Linked DNA regions of Mus musculus: region 1 is linked to region 2. The links are chromatin loops, found by intact Hi-C in ENCODE. Cell type or tissue: left cerebral cortex. All regions are shown on one strand.

Evidence for each region. Hi-C counts contacts between places; a loop is a spot of excess contacts. Peaks named below come from ENCODE experiments on the same cell type or tissue, not always from the same donor. Only the 100,000 strongest peaks of a DNase experiment are listed, where the experiment ranks them.
Region 1: it touches region 2 in a loop (2.8-fold over the local background); 15 of 42 quality-filtered maps call a loop at or near these places.

The regions. Positions count from the first base shown.
Region 1 is chr14:37,028,593-37,036,592 of GRCm38, reverse strand. It overlaps Rgr (retinal G protein coupled receptor), which reads left to right. Exons shown (of 7, transcript NM_021340.4): 7 at 1-1,684. Among named protein-coding and RNA genes, the nearest start is that of Rgr, 16 kb to the left of the region's middle. In left cerebral cortex, CTCF peaks have their summits at 1,979 (motif pointing left) and 3,131 (motif pointing right); DNase peaks (open chromatin) are centred at 1,977, 3,141 and 3,876.
Region 2 is chr14:36,964,466-36,972,465 of GRCm38, reverse strand. It overlaps Ccser2 (coiled-coil serine rich 2), which reads left to right and starts at 3,702. Exons shown (of 11, transcript NM_027045.1): 1 at 3,702-3,924. In left cerebral cortex, no CTCF peak of the experiment used is centred here; DNase peaks (open chromatin) are centred at 3,652 and 4,055; H3K4me3 peaks cover 2,486 bases; H3K27ac peaks cover 1,131 bases.

The sequences.
Region 1 (8,000 bases), 64 kb before region 2:
AAGGGTTGAAGACAGGCGGAGCCAGAAGACAAGTAGCAAGAGTGGGAGGTATCAGCTTTGTCCAAGTCTCTGGATTCTCACGAGATAAGAAACAGGCCAAAGGGATCAGCATCCAAGCCCAATCTCAGTGAAGACATGGGAAGAAGGCAGATTGGCCAGGCTGTGACCAGGAATATTTTGAGCTCTGCCCTTCAGCTTCCTGGAAGAGGAGAGTTAGGACCAGTCTAGGAATAATGGGAAGGGACAGAAGCCCATCCAACAAAAGTCCAAACAAAGCCACTCATTTCTAAGACCCCAATCTACCCTATTCTCAATTTCCCCTGTGAACTTTAGAGTGTCTCTTCATCTTTGGGCACTCGCAGGATCTTGAGTGCATGTAGGAAAGGCTTCTCCTCTGCCCTGCTTCCCATTCACCTCTAGTACCCCTGCCTTGCCCTTCCATGGAGTAATTCAGCTGTCTCTGGGTCAAGAGAGACCAAGGAAGGATGTGGCTCAATAATGCTTGAGATCCATCTTACAGTAGGACGTTGGTACAGTCCCTAAGCTTCATTAACAATCAGAAGTCTACCCATTCCCTGCACTTGGATAGGCTTGGCTGAAGTTAGGCATCAGCTCCCAAATATCTGGAGCTCCCTAGGGCCCATTTATCTGCCTTTATAGGCAGATTTCCTGGCCTGTAAGTTAGGTCTCTCCCCACTTCTCTCCCTCACATGCCTGTGAAGCAATTGATGATCCTCGGGGCTTGCTAGATTTCTTTCCTCCATTCACTCATGTGTGCCCTCAATTGTATCTATCAGTACAGTGTCCTGTCCCCCACATGCACAAATACAACAAGTTTAGAAAGGCTCACCAGCAAGGACCCTTAGTTCATGTTGCCCATCCCTGGCTTCACCATGCTCTGTGAAAGTTCCCGAATCCTCAGAAACCTGAGGCCTCATCACAGCGAGGATAATGAGCGCAAAGGGAGAAGCTCTGCAGCCTGAGAAGTCAGGGAAGAAGAGTGAGGACCAGAGACATTGTGCTGCAGTCTCAGCTACAGAACCCAAGGACCCAAGGAGTGTAACACCAAGGACTGCGGCCATCACTGCTTTCCTGGGGAGCCTGTCTGAACTTCCCTTCCAATCTCATTGGCTTCAGCACTCTTTGCTTCACTGAGATGCAGACCTCTAGGATGAACTCAGAAAAAGTCAACAGGAATCAGGCCAACTGCAGGAACCAGGCAAGCACCAGGCCCCAGAACAACACTGCAAGCAGCACTTCCTTCTTTGTATGCCAGCATCCACTTAGTGCTTGTAATCCTATCTCTGTCTTTTGCTCTTGTCCCCACCTCTTCTGTGTGTGTGCGTGTGTGGGTGTGTCTGTCTGTCTCTTTCTTTCTTTCTCTTTTTGTACACACACACACACACACACACACACACACACACACACACACACACTCAACAGCTAATATGTGCCACACACAGTGCATGGCAATGGTGACATGAGCCTGTGCCAGGGTCAATTCAGTCACCTCAGGAAGATGGCTATTACACTCTACCATGACATTTGCAAGCGAAAAAATAAAAACAAAAACAGAAAACAAAAAAAGAGGACTCACAATGTCTCAGATGTCAAAGTAGAAATTCCTGAACAACTTCATCCATGCAATTGCAATTAGACTTAATAAAAGGGCCTGAAAAGACAATGCTGGAATTTCAATCAATTTCTTTAAGTCCTTAGAACAAAACTGAACCACTTTTCTCAAACCATGTGAAGTAAGTATGTAGGCCGAGATTCACAGTCACACCATTCAATTCTGAGTTTCAACAAAATTAGACTGGGTTTCCACTTTCAGCCCCATTCTGAATTAAAAAGAAAATTCTGAGGTTTAGCCAGAGAACCTAAATGCTGCTGTGATTTCTGATTTTTCCCTTGAGAGTTAGTTCAGTTAGAGAAAGTCACGGTATAAGCACGCCCGTGCCATGAGCAGCCTCTGTCTCTGCTGCCCCCTTGGGGATGAAGAACCCTCTTTGCCCAGGTTTTCTGTCTTCTTGATCTCAATGGATACTGATGTGGTCCCAAGGTTCTGAGACCATCAAAAGCCTCTTCCTCGACCAAAATGTATGTTATGGGCTCAGTTCTCTTCTCCCAACAAAACAAAAGCCAAACAACAACAGCAAGAAAAAAAAAACCCCAAACCCCACCCTGGAAGCAAAGTCTCCACAGAAGTAGGTTAAGTGAGGGTGTTGCCCTAATGTCACAAGATGATTCCTTTCTACGAAGGGACAGCACAGAGCCAGGCCTCTAGCTACCTGTCCCCTCCCATGCATCCAGCAAGTCAGGACCATGTGAGCCCAGAGAAAGGCTGCCAGCTGCACCCCTAGAGCACAAGCCTCACTCGACACCAACGTTAGCAGGAACCTGAGCTCAGATTCTGAGCTTAGGACCCCATGGAAGAGGTGTATGTGTGTTAGATGAGCCTCAGGCCTATGGGGCTGTGTTACAATAGCACTAGCAAGCAAATAGTTTTTGACCAAAGCTCATTTAAAACAGAGTAATAGCAGAAGAGAATGGGAGCTTAGAATGAGCTCCCTGGGATGCCCAGGGCCACTAATACGAAATTCCAGCTCAAATGATATCATTTTAATTTAAAATGTGAGAGCCAGGCATGGCATCACGCACATTTTCCCCATACACACACACACACACACACACACACACACACACACACACCCTTTTGAGACAAATCTCATGTAGCCCAGGTCTTGACCTCTTCATTGCAGTTAAGGAAGACCTAGAACTTCTGTTCCTTTTGTTCCTGTACCCAGTTTATGTTGTACTGGGGATCAATCCCAGGGATGCAGGCTTGGTAGGTAAAGTCTCTATGGACTGAGCTACACTCTCGGCCTTCTGATACATTGTTGTGACACAGAAAGCTTCTGTTTTCCCAGTTAGAAAGACTCTTGGTCAGTTTGTTTAAATATAAGCTCACTCTTCGTGCACAAACTCCTGGTTCCCGTTTTCTATCCCGGTAAATGCCGATGCTTATCAGTCCTGTCTTTTAGGCAATAAAAGAGAAAAAGGTAAGCAAAGCTCTAATATGCAGGAATCCTTCATGGGTCGGTGAAGGTGTGCAGTGCCTAGCTGCTACCACAAGGTGGCAGTGCTCTCTCAATGATGACTTAATGTTGGGCCACCTGCCTGGTGGCGCCTTTTGGGAAAAGCCTATGAATTCCCAGCCCAGGCTGCTGGATCTTCTCTGAGCTTTCTTTAGTCTGTTCTAAGTACTGAGGTCTGTAGCTTGCCTGTTTCTTAATCTTAAGACCCCATTTCTCTCCTTGAAAGAAGCAGAATTATATGTACGTTGTCTGGAGTGATTGCAGACAGCGCCCATAAAGTCCCCTTTTCTCTGCCTTCAAAAGCATCACCGGAAAGTTTAGTTGGATGTGAAACTTCAGAACCCTCCCACATAGGACAGAGGTGCCGCTAGGCCACTTATGGCCTGGTCTTTGTCTAACTTGGATGTTAGGACACTCCCTGGACATTTCTGGCTTTGGAGTCTCGGGTAAAAACAAAACAAAAACCAAATCGGTGACAGTCATAGCTCTGGATGCTGAGATTCCATGTGAACAAACACAAACTGTGAACTACTGAGTGCTGGGTTTGAGGGCACTCTGGTACAGCCCCTGGAGAAGCGGCTGGTGCACATTCTCACTGCGTGCCCTTTAAGGGTAAACAATATTTCCGAGGAACAAGAGCTAGGAAACTTCTGGATGAAAACCAAAAAGCACAGCCCCTGAGCCTCCGCTCTCCTGTCAATCATGGTCACTGGTTGCTTCTTTCTCAAGCTGTTCCTTGGCTCCAATGCTGCACACCTGTTCTTCTCTCTGCCCATCAAACTCTCTTAACAATGGCCTCCGTTGTCTCTGTGCGTTGTTTCTTTGGCTCAGCTGCTCTCCCCACTGCAGCTGTTGGGCATCGGTGACAGCTTCGCCCCTCTAGGTAGGAGTCAGTGTGGCAGCTTGGAAAGCACTTAGAATTCACAGTCAGGAAGACCTGGGCAAGAATCCAAGTTTTTCCACTTAGTCAATATGACAGTCTCTGGCAACTCCGGCACTCCAGGCTTCTTTTAGCCCCCTCTGTAAAACCTTTATGACACCCAGTTTTAGATAATTGGTTTAGCAAACATTCTCTCATCCGCAATATATGATGCTGGAGTGGATTATCCTCCATCATTTCTGATGTCTGACCTCTGTTATTGCCAAACTCGGTGATAGAGTTTAGGTCTTAGATACCCCCTAAAGACTCATGTTTACGAGTGGCTCAGAAGTCTGTGTTGTTATTAGGGGATAGGTGGGGATTTTAAGAGCAGGGACCTAACAGAAAAGTTTACTCATAAGGTAACAGCTTTACATGTCCCCCTGGCATGATGGCTCTTTGGTATGGACCCCAATGCACCCACAGGCTAAAGCCTGCAGAACTTTGAGCCATGGCGAACCTTTCCTATTTCTAAGTTGATTACCTCGGGTATTGTTACAGTAATAGGCAGATGCTAACAGAATTGTCTTAGCCAGCATCCACTTCTACCGCTGGCACATCTCTTGGTCATTTTCTTTCCACTGACCACCTCCTCCTTCAATATAAATTTCCCCCCTCACCCATACTGTTTTATGTTGAGCCCATCCCTCTCCGCACTGCATGCCTTGCAAAGGTACCTATTCCTAAAGCAACCATCCCAGATAACATCTATGCTAACCACACTTTAAGAAGGAAAACAGAATAATTTCCCTTTAACAAATGCAGGATGAAGTTTGAGAGGACCTGTACCACGGGCACAAAAAAAAAAAAAAAAAAAAGGACTCCTTGAAGTAGCATCATTTCACAATGCTTGGGCCACAGTGAGTCCTTAGTGTGGGCTACCTTTTCTCCATCCAGTCCTCCTTTGATGCCTTATGCTGCCCTCTGGATCAGTGGTTGCTCATGAAGAGCGGGCAGCAGAGTTATGACGGCTGAGTGACAACCAGAAGCAATAACCATCTCATCCACCAATTCCTTACTACTTAACCCCCATAAACTCCTCAAAGCTTAACTCTCCTTTGTGCGTGTGAATTTCTTGGGGTCTGGAAATTCAAAAGGCAGCCCCTAGGCCAGACTCAAGCTCACCTGGGGAACAGAACTCTCGGAACCACCCACTGCTCCTAGATTTGAATTTTAATGAACACATCAGGGGCTTTTGTGTGTGCTTTAAACCTGAGTGGTTGCACAGCCTGCAGATATCTGGGCTCAACCCAGATGATGTGGGCATCGTCTGATATAGCAGTTTTGATTATTAATGTATTTTTGATGACTTCTCACATATATAATGTACATTTTGGATGTTTTTAGTCCCGTTTCCGTCTTCCACTCCCTTCCCACTCTGACTGAACCCTTCCTTCTTTCATCAAATGAGGCTCCTTCCTACTTGCAGTTTGTTGATTGACCCGCTGCTGAGTTTAATTAGGGTTGCTTGCATGAGCACAGATGAGGTGTGGGTTTATTCACTGGACCTGGACCACGGGCAATGTATCCATAGCGATAGCACTGAAGACAATGACGCTCCTCTTCCCCATCAGATCTTGGATGCTGTAAGCTTCCCAGGAAAAGTGGGACCTCCTGACTTCTTCCTCGTGCAAAATGGAATGTCCAGATTGACCCATCGTGTCCAGGTCTTGTGTGTGGGTAACCACAACTAGATACACTGGACTGGTGTGGGACTTCTCAAAGTCCTTTGGGGATTATAATAAGCAAATCAGATTGAAACGCATTGTTATTGGATATTAAGGACCCTACGGCTCCATGAGACATGAGTTATCACCATAAAATGGCTATAAGTTCTCTCTGAGGACGCTCTTTACTGAGGTGTATGTATGTATGTGTGAGTGCACATATCTTTCTCCAGAAGTTAATTCCTTCTTTGTACATCCCCCTTGTCTCATAGCTTATTTCCATCTTTCTCTTACTAATTTCTATAGTTTCAAAGACTATTGATAAGGAATCACCTGTGTCCAAGGCTTTCCACTTTGTCATCATAATGTTATTTAGAAGATAAGAAGGCCAGGTCTTGTGATGGAGAAAGGAAGGCACAAGAGGACACAAATACTGCTGCAGGTGTCACAGTAAAGAGGAAACATGCCTCCTGACTCCTGGCTCAGAGATTTTCATGTACAAGTGCAGCCAGAGTGAGCCGAGACTGGTTAAAGGCAGTACCTCACACACACACACACACACACACACACACACACACACACACACACACACGTACGTACGTGCACACCTCATACAGTGCACAGGGATTACCTGTGTTCTCGATAAGCACGGAAGCTGGTTTGATATGTTGAGGAGTGAGCCTAGAATCTGCATGTCCAAAGCTTCCCAGGTAAGGCTGACACATTTTTTTCAACAGTTTTAAACAGCTCAACAAATATTTACTGAGCCTAACCTGAAATCAAGGAGACAATCTAGGCACACAATATCCTTCTGGTTTACAGCCCATTGACAAGAAGAAATAATAAGAATGATGATTGTCCATGGAGAGAAATACTCCAGAGGACCAGAAAGAACCAGGAAAGGTGGTCAGGAGCGATATGGTTCAGCAGGTGACACTGGAACAATAACTTACAGACCAAGAGTATGCTAGGGCAGGAGCAATGGGATAAATGTTCCAGTTGAAGGAACAGCAGCAAGTGGGGAATGAATGAACAGCAGCTCAAGAAACCAAGGCAGGGTCAGAGAAGAAAGAAGCTTAGGACATGTTTGCCTGTCAAGGCCGAAGGATAAAAGAGAGGAGAAGAGTAATGAAGTTATTTATCTGTTTGTTTTTGTTTTGTAGCTCCAGGTTAGCCTAAAACCTCCTTAAGATGTTCAACTTGGCCCAAACAATCCATGCTCCTATCTCAGCCTCTCTCAGTGCTGGGATAGCATGAACCACCACACAAGATTTCGAGAGCAGTTGAAGACTTTAAAGGATTTAAGCCAGGAAATAGCCAGTAGCTGATCCCTTCTCTGCCATGGTCAGGACCTGCAGTGTAGGACATTGACCAGAAGAACAGGGAAAGTGGCTGTGGGCTAGCCCAGAGGTGCTGCTGTCTAGGGATCAGAGGTGGGGGGTAAGGATATCACAAGAAGATATGAGCAGATTTTTTAAATATAGTTTTTAAAAGATATTTTGTGACATGAGCAATTTGAACAGTTTTTATCAATTTTAATGTTCCTGTTACGTTTTTTTGTTTTTTGTTTTGTTTTTTTTTTTCTTTGTCACATAAGAAGAGAGGGGCTGGTGAGATGGCTCAGCAGTTAAGAGCGCCAACTGCTCTTCCAAAGGTCCTGAGTTCAAATCCCAGCAACCACATGGTAGCTCACAACCATCCGTAAAGATGCCATCTTCTGGAGTGTCTGAAGACAGCTACAGTGTACTTACATATAATAAATGAATAAATAAGCCGGGCGGTGGTGGCATATGACTTTAATCCCAGCACTTGGGAAGCAGAGGCAGGTGGATTTCTGAGTTCAAGGCCAGCCTGGTCTACAAAGTGAGTTCCAGGACAGCCAGGGCTATACAGAGAAACCCTGTCTCCCAAAAAACATAAATAAATAAATAAATAAATAAATAAATAAATAAATAAATAAATAATTTAATTTAATTTAATTTAAAAAGAAATCCCTTAAGAAAAAAAGTGATGAGGGAGGAAAGGCCTCTTGTGGTTCATGAATACAATGTTTCAGTCCGTTGAATACAATGTTTCAGTCGGTCATAGCATTGCAGCCAGAAAGCACAGAGAGAGGACCTTTCTCTGGCAGCTGGCCAGCTATCTTCATTTCAGCTTTCATCTAGGTCCCTTGCCCTATGGCATGATGCCACCATCACTCAGAGTGACAAGTTAAAGAGCAGCTTGGAAGCTACATGAAAGCATGTATGAAGAAAATGAAGACAAATTTTAGGAAGAACAAACTCAAGTCCAGATATCTGATTTTCATACCTCCCT
Region 2 (8,000 bases):
CTTTCTTTCTTTCTTTCTCTCTCTCTCTCTCCTTCCTTCTTTCCTTCTCTCTCTTTCTCTCTCCCTCCCTTTCTTTTCTCTCTCTCTTCCTTCCTTCCTTCCTTCCTTCCTTCCTTCCTTCCTTTCTTTCTTTTTTTCTTTCTTTCTTTCTTTCTTTCTTTCTTTCTTTCTTTCTTTCTTTCTTTCTTTTGATTTATTCTTATTGATTTTATATATGTGTGTACACTGTTGCTCTCTTAGGACACACCAGAAGAGGGCATCAGATTCCATTACAGATGATTGTGAGCCACCATGTGGTTGCTGGGAATTGAACTCAGGACCTCTGGAAGAGCAGTCAGTGCTCTTAACCACTGAGCTATCTCTCCACCCCGAGGATTATTTCTTTAGACCCTTTAATGTTGTATTTAGGATTGCCCCCAGAACCAATTCTTATTGGAGTCTTACTGACTGTTTCCCTGTGCTGTTTGCCTTGGAACCATAAAATCTCTCTGCAAAGTTCTCTCTCTGGCCTGGCGTATGGAGTAGTTGTATGGGCTTTCTTTCATAGCACGAGTGACTGTCTAAGTTCAGACCTCAGCATCAGAAGCAAGGAGGAATTAGGCTACGAGTGAAATCAATACTACTAACCGACCCTAAAATACAGATCATTCTGTATCATCCAACTGTAGCCAACATAGTCCAAGGGTCTTTACAAATGAAGACAGAGAACAGAGTTGTTTTTCTCCTTTCATCCAGGAATTTCTGGGATGAAACTCAGGTTGCCAGGCTTGGTGGCAAGTGAGTTTATCTGCTGAGGGGGCCCAGCCATTATTGTTCATTTAAGCTTTTAACAAATAGTTCCAAGTGACAATCCTGCAAGATCACTGGGTTCTTCATCTCTGTGCTCTGACACTACTTTGTGTACAGGGAAAAAAAAAACCCACAAAGGAGATTGGTCAAAGCATGTGCATTCCTATCATAGCAGTTTGTACCATCCGCCTCTGCCGTTTCAGCATTGGCCTTTCTCCTCAGCTCAAGGACTGGGGTCAACCCTGGCTCTCTCAGCTGTTCTTTAATGATCAAAGGTTGACACAGTTGTGATATTTGTCCACATGACACATGACACTTAGACCTTTAGACCTTTGTATCTTGACAATCCTTCAGGAGTTGATGGAGAGTTTCCCCATCAGGTACGGCTGGTTGTTGGCGTATTCTACTCATGTGGTTCTCCAGGCTTGATCCCTAGAGCAGCCTTGCAGTTCTCTGGGAATTTGTCAGAAATTTAAATTCCTGTGCCCCACCCAGGCCCACTGAATTTGGAAATTCTAGGGCTGGTGGCCAGCAATCTGTGTTATAAAACCTTCCTCCTGGATTCTGAGCCATGATAAACATTGGGAATCCAATGTTCAGGTTGGTCTGCTATCTTACCCTTAGCCTCAAGAATGCACAGTTCTTCCGGTGGCAGACTTTTAAAATATAACCTGTTTTCTATACATAATTCTAAAATGATGTTTAAATACATATTTTTTAGATTTGTCTATACAGTCTTCCAAAGAATGGCGAACATTGTTTGTGCTTTCCTTGCAACCCAACTTTCATGAACATCTAATAATCCTATGATGTAGCCTCCAGCCAATTTTAAGTCTATAACTACAACCGCCCCTTTGTCTAACTTCCACAAACCAAGCCAGTATTCTCTCTGATCCAAATAACCCACGGTCAGTTACCAAACAACTAGACAAGTATCTGTGGTTTAGAATCCGCTGACAGTATCTACACTAGACATCCTCAATATATTCCTGCATCTCCCTTTCCTTTTCCACATACATTCCAATAATAGCTTTGGTCTGGGTTTTCCCTTCACTCCCAGCCAAACCCAATGCCTCTCCATATGCCCCTGCATGACATGGCACCCCATCTTTCAGGAAATGTAAGCCATAAAAATAATCTTTCAGTACATTGATCTCGCGGTGTTGTCACAGTCATCCGGGAAATTAAAATCCTGTGGGCATACACTGGAAGATTTGCCTAATAGAAATAGAAGCAAGGTGCCAACCAAGGAAGTGAGAAAATTGGGACAAAGACAAAATGGGAACACAGAAAATTTGATGAAGCCTGAAAAATTCATATGCATCAGGCACTCTGTAAGGCTTCTACCTTTGCAGAAGAAAGGGAAGTGGTGACCTAGCACGTCAAACTGCCAAAGAAAACACATACTTACCTCAAATATTCAGGGAGTCACAAGACAACAGCCAAGCAGTTCTGAGAAGCAAAGCTCTTCCTGGTTTGGGGAATGGAAAGATCACCCTGCCCCCTCCCAGATTCTTTATAGAGCCTATTGGAACAGTTGCATCTTGCCTAGCTCCCAAGGACAAGCTGTGGAGAGCCACTTCTTTTCCATCTCTCAATTTAGATTGTAGCGTAAAGTCCAAAGCATATTTAGCAACCTCATCGCATGAGTGTTGTGTTTGAATCTGAGGTCTGGAACTGGTGTTTGCTCTCTTAATGATTTACTTAATCTAAAAAGAAACATACTGCATGAAGCCCTAGTCTTTTCCAGCACTTTAAAGATACACATTATCATCCACAAAATTAAGTCTCCCTATCATTATTCTATTGACCAATTAAAGAGACAAGTAATAATGAAACAGGTAAAAAGGAAATTTACTCATTATGGCCACATAGGGAATTGGAGGAAGCAAAAGGGTACAGTTATCACCAAGTCCACCGTCAGGAGTACTGACCAGAGGTTTAAGTCTATATAGAGAGCTAGAGATAGTTGTAAATTGAGCACTCCTGCCTGGTTAAGGTGTGATAGGACTGACCTAGCACTGTTTCGGCTCACTCCGGTCTATCTTGCAAAGTGGTCTGAGAAGTTGTCAGAGCTACGAATCCTGGGAGGCAAGCTCCTTCTCTGGATAGCGCTAGGCCTTCAGTGTTGTTTCCATTTCTCCAGGATGAAAATACCTAAAATTTAAAACATTATTTGGAGTATAATGTTTCAACAGTCTGATGGCCTGAGGGGCGCTAGTGTCTCCTCCCCTACCACAGTGGTTATGTTAGTGGTCTGGAGGACAGGTGGAGACTTTCCAAGTTCTCTTTCAATATTATTAATTTCAGTTGAGCTGTTAGGGCTAGTGAGGAGACTAGGCAGTCTAGGGTCAGATAAATATCACCGTCAATGCTTTTAATAGACAGCCAGATACTGAAGGCTTTCATGATGGTGACTCTCAACGACTTGTCTGACCATCTAGGAAGGAGGGAGAGATGGCATTTGGAATGGGATTGGGATCCACAGCCTCATAAAATAGCTCCAATTCTCAGCTCTCAGTGTTTTATCGCAATCTCCGCTCAGATTCAGTATGCACGGCTGAGGCATAGCCAGCCACAGTCAGGCCAAAACAAGACGTAAAGTGGGGAAGTCATGCTTGCTCCAGTGTTCAGATCACTCCTGTCAGACTGGAGCCGGAGCTGACAGGTTTGGTTGTGGTCAAGCTGCACATTTGAATCCAGCCAAGAGACCGGAGTGAAAGGTTCAAGCCAGGAAAAGACCTGAGTCAGGGGGTAAAAAGGCAAGGTCAGTGGATCAGGGCGGAGCCTGCGAACGGCTGGCGCGAGGTTGGGGCGGGCCCGGAGGCGGGGTCTAGTCCAGTGAGACTCGCGCCTGCGCAAGGACAGACCGGGAGGCGGGGCCGCGCACGCGTAGTGCGAGGGCCCTGGAGGGCGGAGTCCAGGAGGGTGCCGGCCTAGGGAGGGGGCGCGGCGTCGGTGAAGTCCGGCGCTCCCGCAGGCCGAGGAGGCGATGCTGGCTGCTGCGGGGCAGGCGGCTGGACAGACCGGGATGTGACGGAACTGCCTCTCGCCTCTCTCCCATCCTCGGGCGGGCAGGTCGCTGGGCGACCGGCAGCCGGGCCGCGGCCGAGGAGGCAACGCGACCTCCGCACGGTGAGAGTCGGGGGTCAGGGCCGGGGTCTCGGGGCGCCCGAGGCTGCCTGGCTCCGGGGCGCAGCGCGGGCGGACGGAGGGCCGGGTGTCCTTGGCCAGCAGCGCTCTGGGACGACCCTCGGAGCCCCCGCCCCCTCTCCCGAGCCGCCTGCTGTGCAGCGGGCAGGCCGGATGCCCCTGCTCGGTGGTGCTGTGACGGGAAGGGGCCGCGGGATGCCCGGGCTGCAGCCTTCCTGCACCGGGAAATCAGGGCGAGGCAGAGATGCCCTGGGATTTCAAAGCCTGGATGCTCGCGTTGGTGAGGGAAAGTACCTGAGAGCCCGGAATGAGTGGGATTTTTTTTTTTTTTTTTTTTTTAAATCACTGAGTCAAAACAAAGACACGCCCTAAAACACGTCTTGAGAACTTTGGTGGATTACGGGGCGTCTGTAGGTTCAGGTGCTTTACGCCCCTCCTCTCCCTCTTTTGGACGTCTATTTTTATACATTTTTTTTAAAAATGTACCTACTTTCTTGACAAAGTAAAGGGAGGGGGCAATCCATTTGAGGTGGTCGTTGCTCGTAAAGCCTGATTTTGAATTTCAATAATTGCAAATTCATCTTTGCTGGCTACCTAGCCAATTAGGTTTGCTGATCATAAAATAGGCCTTAGCCATGGAAATGACTAGTGCACAGACTCTTCGCCGTTCAAGATTGGAATGCCCTGTTTCACTTAAGGAGAGAGAAAAACCAGGTGGTTCACGCCTTTATCCTGGCATTCAGGACGCAGAGGCAGGTGGATTTCTGTGAGTTCCAGGCTAACCTAGTCTACATAGCAAGCTTCAGAATAGCAAAAACTACCTGGACCTTGTCTCAAAAAACCCAAGCTGGGGGAGGACGGTTATGAATGAGAATAAGCATTTACCTTTTTTTTTTTTTTTCAGAGTAGCCGTTTGAAAAAGCATTTTTTTTGGGGGGGTCAAGAACATTAAGTATTAGTGAGACATATGTATTTAGACAGTTGATTAAAGTATCATCATTTAGATTAAAAAACTGGAATCAAATTTAATGCAAAGGATAACTATAAAGTATGCGTTAAAATGTATAGTGTATAATTGGTAAGGGATGTAAACGTTGATGAAGGGTTTGCATTGGATGAAGTCAGTCTTCTTTCCAGACTTTATTAATGTTTGTCTCTCTTAATTTGTTAGAGTGCATTGCTCTTCTCTTATATGGTGGTTTTCTTCCTTGTTCTCAGCAACACTGACCTCAGTCTCTAGGTTAAAAATACTTAACAACCCTTAACCTGTAATTTGTTCTGTTTCTTTAATACGTCATAACAAGAAAGCCAGAAGCCGCCCTTCGCGCAGGAACTTTTTTATTCTACCTTCCCTCAGGTAGAATCTTTTTGCTTGTTGCCATATTGCTTTTACTATTGTGGGTGAAGAAGAGAATTTTAATTTCATGGTTAGAATTCCTTCAGTCTTTTCCAGTTTCTGGTGCTTGTCTGCGTTCTCGTTTCGTCTACAGTTACACATGTCCTCTCCATGGGACTGTTTGCAGTTCACAGACGATGGCATCTTCCTTTGTTTCCTGGGTCCAGAATTGTCTTCCTAGTAAACATCTTGCATCCCCGCTAGAGCATTGAGCTTGAGTCTTGTCTGGGCATTTCATCTCTTGTTTTCACTGCTCCAGCAGCACCAGGCCACGCTGCACTGAGCAGTTCATCAATTAGGAGTTAACGATTTGCTGATATAGGTCTTCCCCAGGCTTCTGAGTTTCTTCTTATGTTTGCTGCTACAGCACATACTGCTAAAATCTATTTACTCAGTGCATTTTGAGGAAAGGGTCCAGGCTTGAGTGCAGATTTAAGATAAGCTAAATATGTTTGGACTCTCTTAGTACCAGAAAAATTGGAAGAAAAAAATCAGTATTTTAAAAAAATGACTTTTAGAGAAATTGTATGTACTGGTGTTTTACCTGCTATTCTGTGTGTGGGTGTCAGATCTCCGGGAACCAGAGTTACAGACGGTTGTAAGATGACGTGTGGTTGCTGGGAATTGAACTGGGGTCCTTTGAAAGAGCAGCCAGTGCTATTAACTGCTGAGCCATCTCTCCACCCCCAACATTACTACTTTTATTTGTTTAAGGATGAAATAAGAGCTGATACTGTTTGGGATGACATCCTGGTTATGAGAGGAAAAAAGTCGTTCTACTTGAAGATGGAGGAATGAAGGCCATGGCCAGTAAGGGTTAGTCTAGAACTTTATTTTGAGGTGCAGGGGTTTGCCCACAGCTATGACTAGAAAGGGACAGGTCTGGGAACTTGGGCGTCCTTTGGCCATCTTTGTAGTTTACTTTTACTCCCCTCTATCCTAATTCTAAATACGTTTCTTTTTTTAAATTGCATTCATCTATCCTGTGAGTGTGCTCTTGCTCATGCGCCTGTGCTCAGTGCGTGCACTGGGACCTGGGTGAGTAGGTCCTCTGTGGGAGTGCATTCCCTTTTGCCAGCATGTGGGTGCGGGCGATAGGCTTGATGACAAACAAGTACCTTGAGAGTCTCACTGTAACCCAGGCTAGCCCAGAACTCAATGGGTTGCTTAGCTCAGTCTGAGCTCAAATCTCTGCAGCCCCACCTTACCCCCTAGCCTTCTGAGTGTCAGGGTTACAGAAAGGAGCCATCAGTGCCTAGCTTCTAATTTTTAATGAAGGGTTTACCATCCTGGTTCAGTACGAGAGAAATGGATATTTATTATAAAAGGGCTATGTTGGTAGATATTAAATTGGAAAGATTTAGCAGATCATTTGGTTTACTGCTAAAATAGCTTTGAATAACTAAAGCCTGAAAAAGCAAGTAGCTTGCCTCTGTCTCCATCTAACCTCTGTGTCACAGTTCCTGACCTCTTGTTTGCTTGCTTCTCACTGTTCCAGAGAGCAGTCCGTTTGTGCTTTCCTCCTCGCTAGCTGCTACCACTCCTTGGGACCCAGAGCCCTTGAGTGGCTGGGAAACGTGACACCTCATTTGGGAAAATAGGAGAAACTGGACCTTTACCACTCCTGACTGGAGCTTGATAATAAGTTGGTGTTGGGAGCCTCTGGTTGCCATATGGAGACTGCACAGTTCCTTCTGGTGGTAAAGTGAGATTTTGGTATAACTGGGCTACAGCTGGTTAATAGCATGGCTAGAATTACATGTATGGTTTGCCTGTTGTGAAAACAGCTGCTCTGAGTACTCCTGTGATAAAGTTGATAATTGTAGATTTATGCATCTTGCACATCAGTTTTCAACTACTCGAATAGTGTAGTAGGCCTCACTAGTTCTAGAAGACAATAAGCAATTCCTAGTTTCTTATCAATTTCAAATAATTTTATACCACTGGTTGGTGTATAAATGCAACCTTTAATCTGGGCTTTAGTATTTGATGGTTTTCTTTTTGCTAGTTTTTATACCATTGGGTTAATTGTGCTGTGTTACAGGAAATAGTTCCTTACTTCTAAGTGGACAAGTGCCTTGGTTATTGTTTTGTAAGCAGTGCAGTTAGTCTATTTAGGTGACTTAGATGGCCTTACTAAAATGCCACTCCCTGTCCTGTCAGGACTCTGCAGTTCACATATGGCCACATAGTCATCTTTTTTTTTTTTCTCCCTGAGGCTAAAGGCCCTTGGGAGGGAGGAATTACAGCATCAGAGGCTATGAACGTTTTATCAGTTTCAAAAGCTCTTGCTAGCTTTACTTTAGAAAGATCTGCACTTCTCCCAGCAGAATTTTAGTTGAATAATTTGTCATACTTTCATTGCCTTTTGTTTTGAGTTAGTCTTTTCAACAATAAGGATAAGAGGTCTTTCTGTCTCACAATTAAAAAGACACTTGCAGGTTTTATCCCAGTTTTATTCTCTCCTCTCTGTGGATGGGTTGTCATTTACCCACAAAGTCACTGAAATAGTTTTACTAATTTTTATTAGCATTAACACTCCAAATATTATTTTTGTTATGTTTTATATTTAGTTATTGAGACAGAGTTTCCTGAAACCCTGTCTGACTTTGAGTCCTGGTCCTTCCTATTCTACCTTCCATGAATTATAGGCCTCACTTAG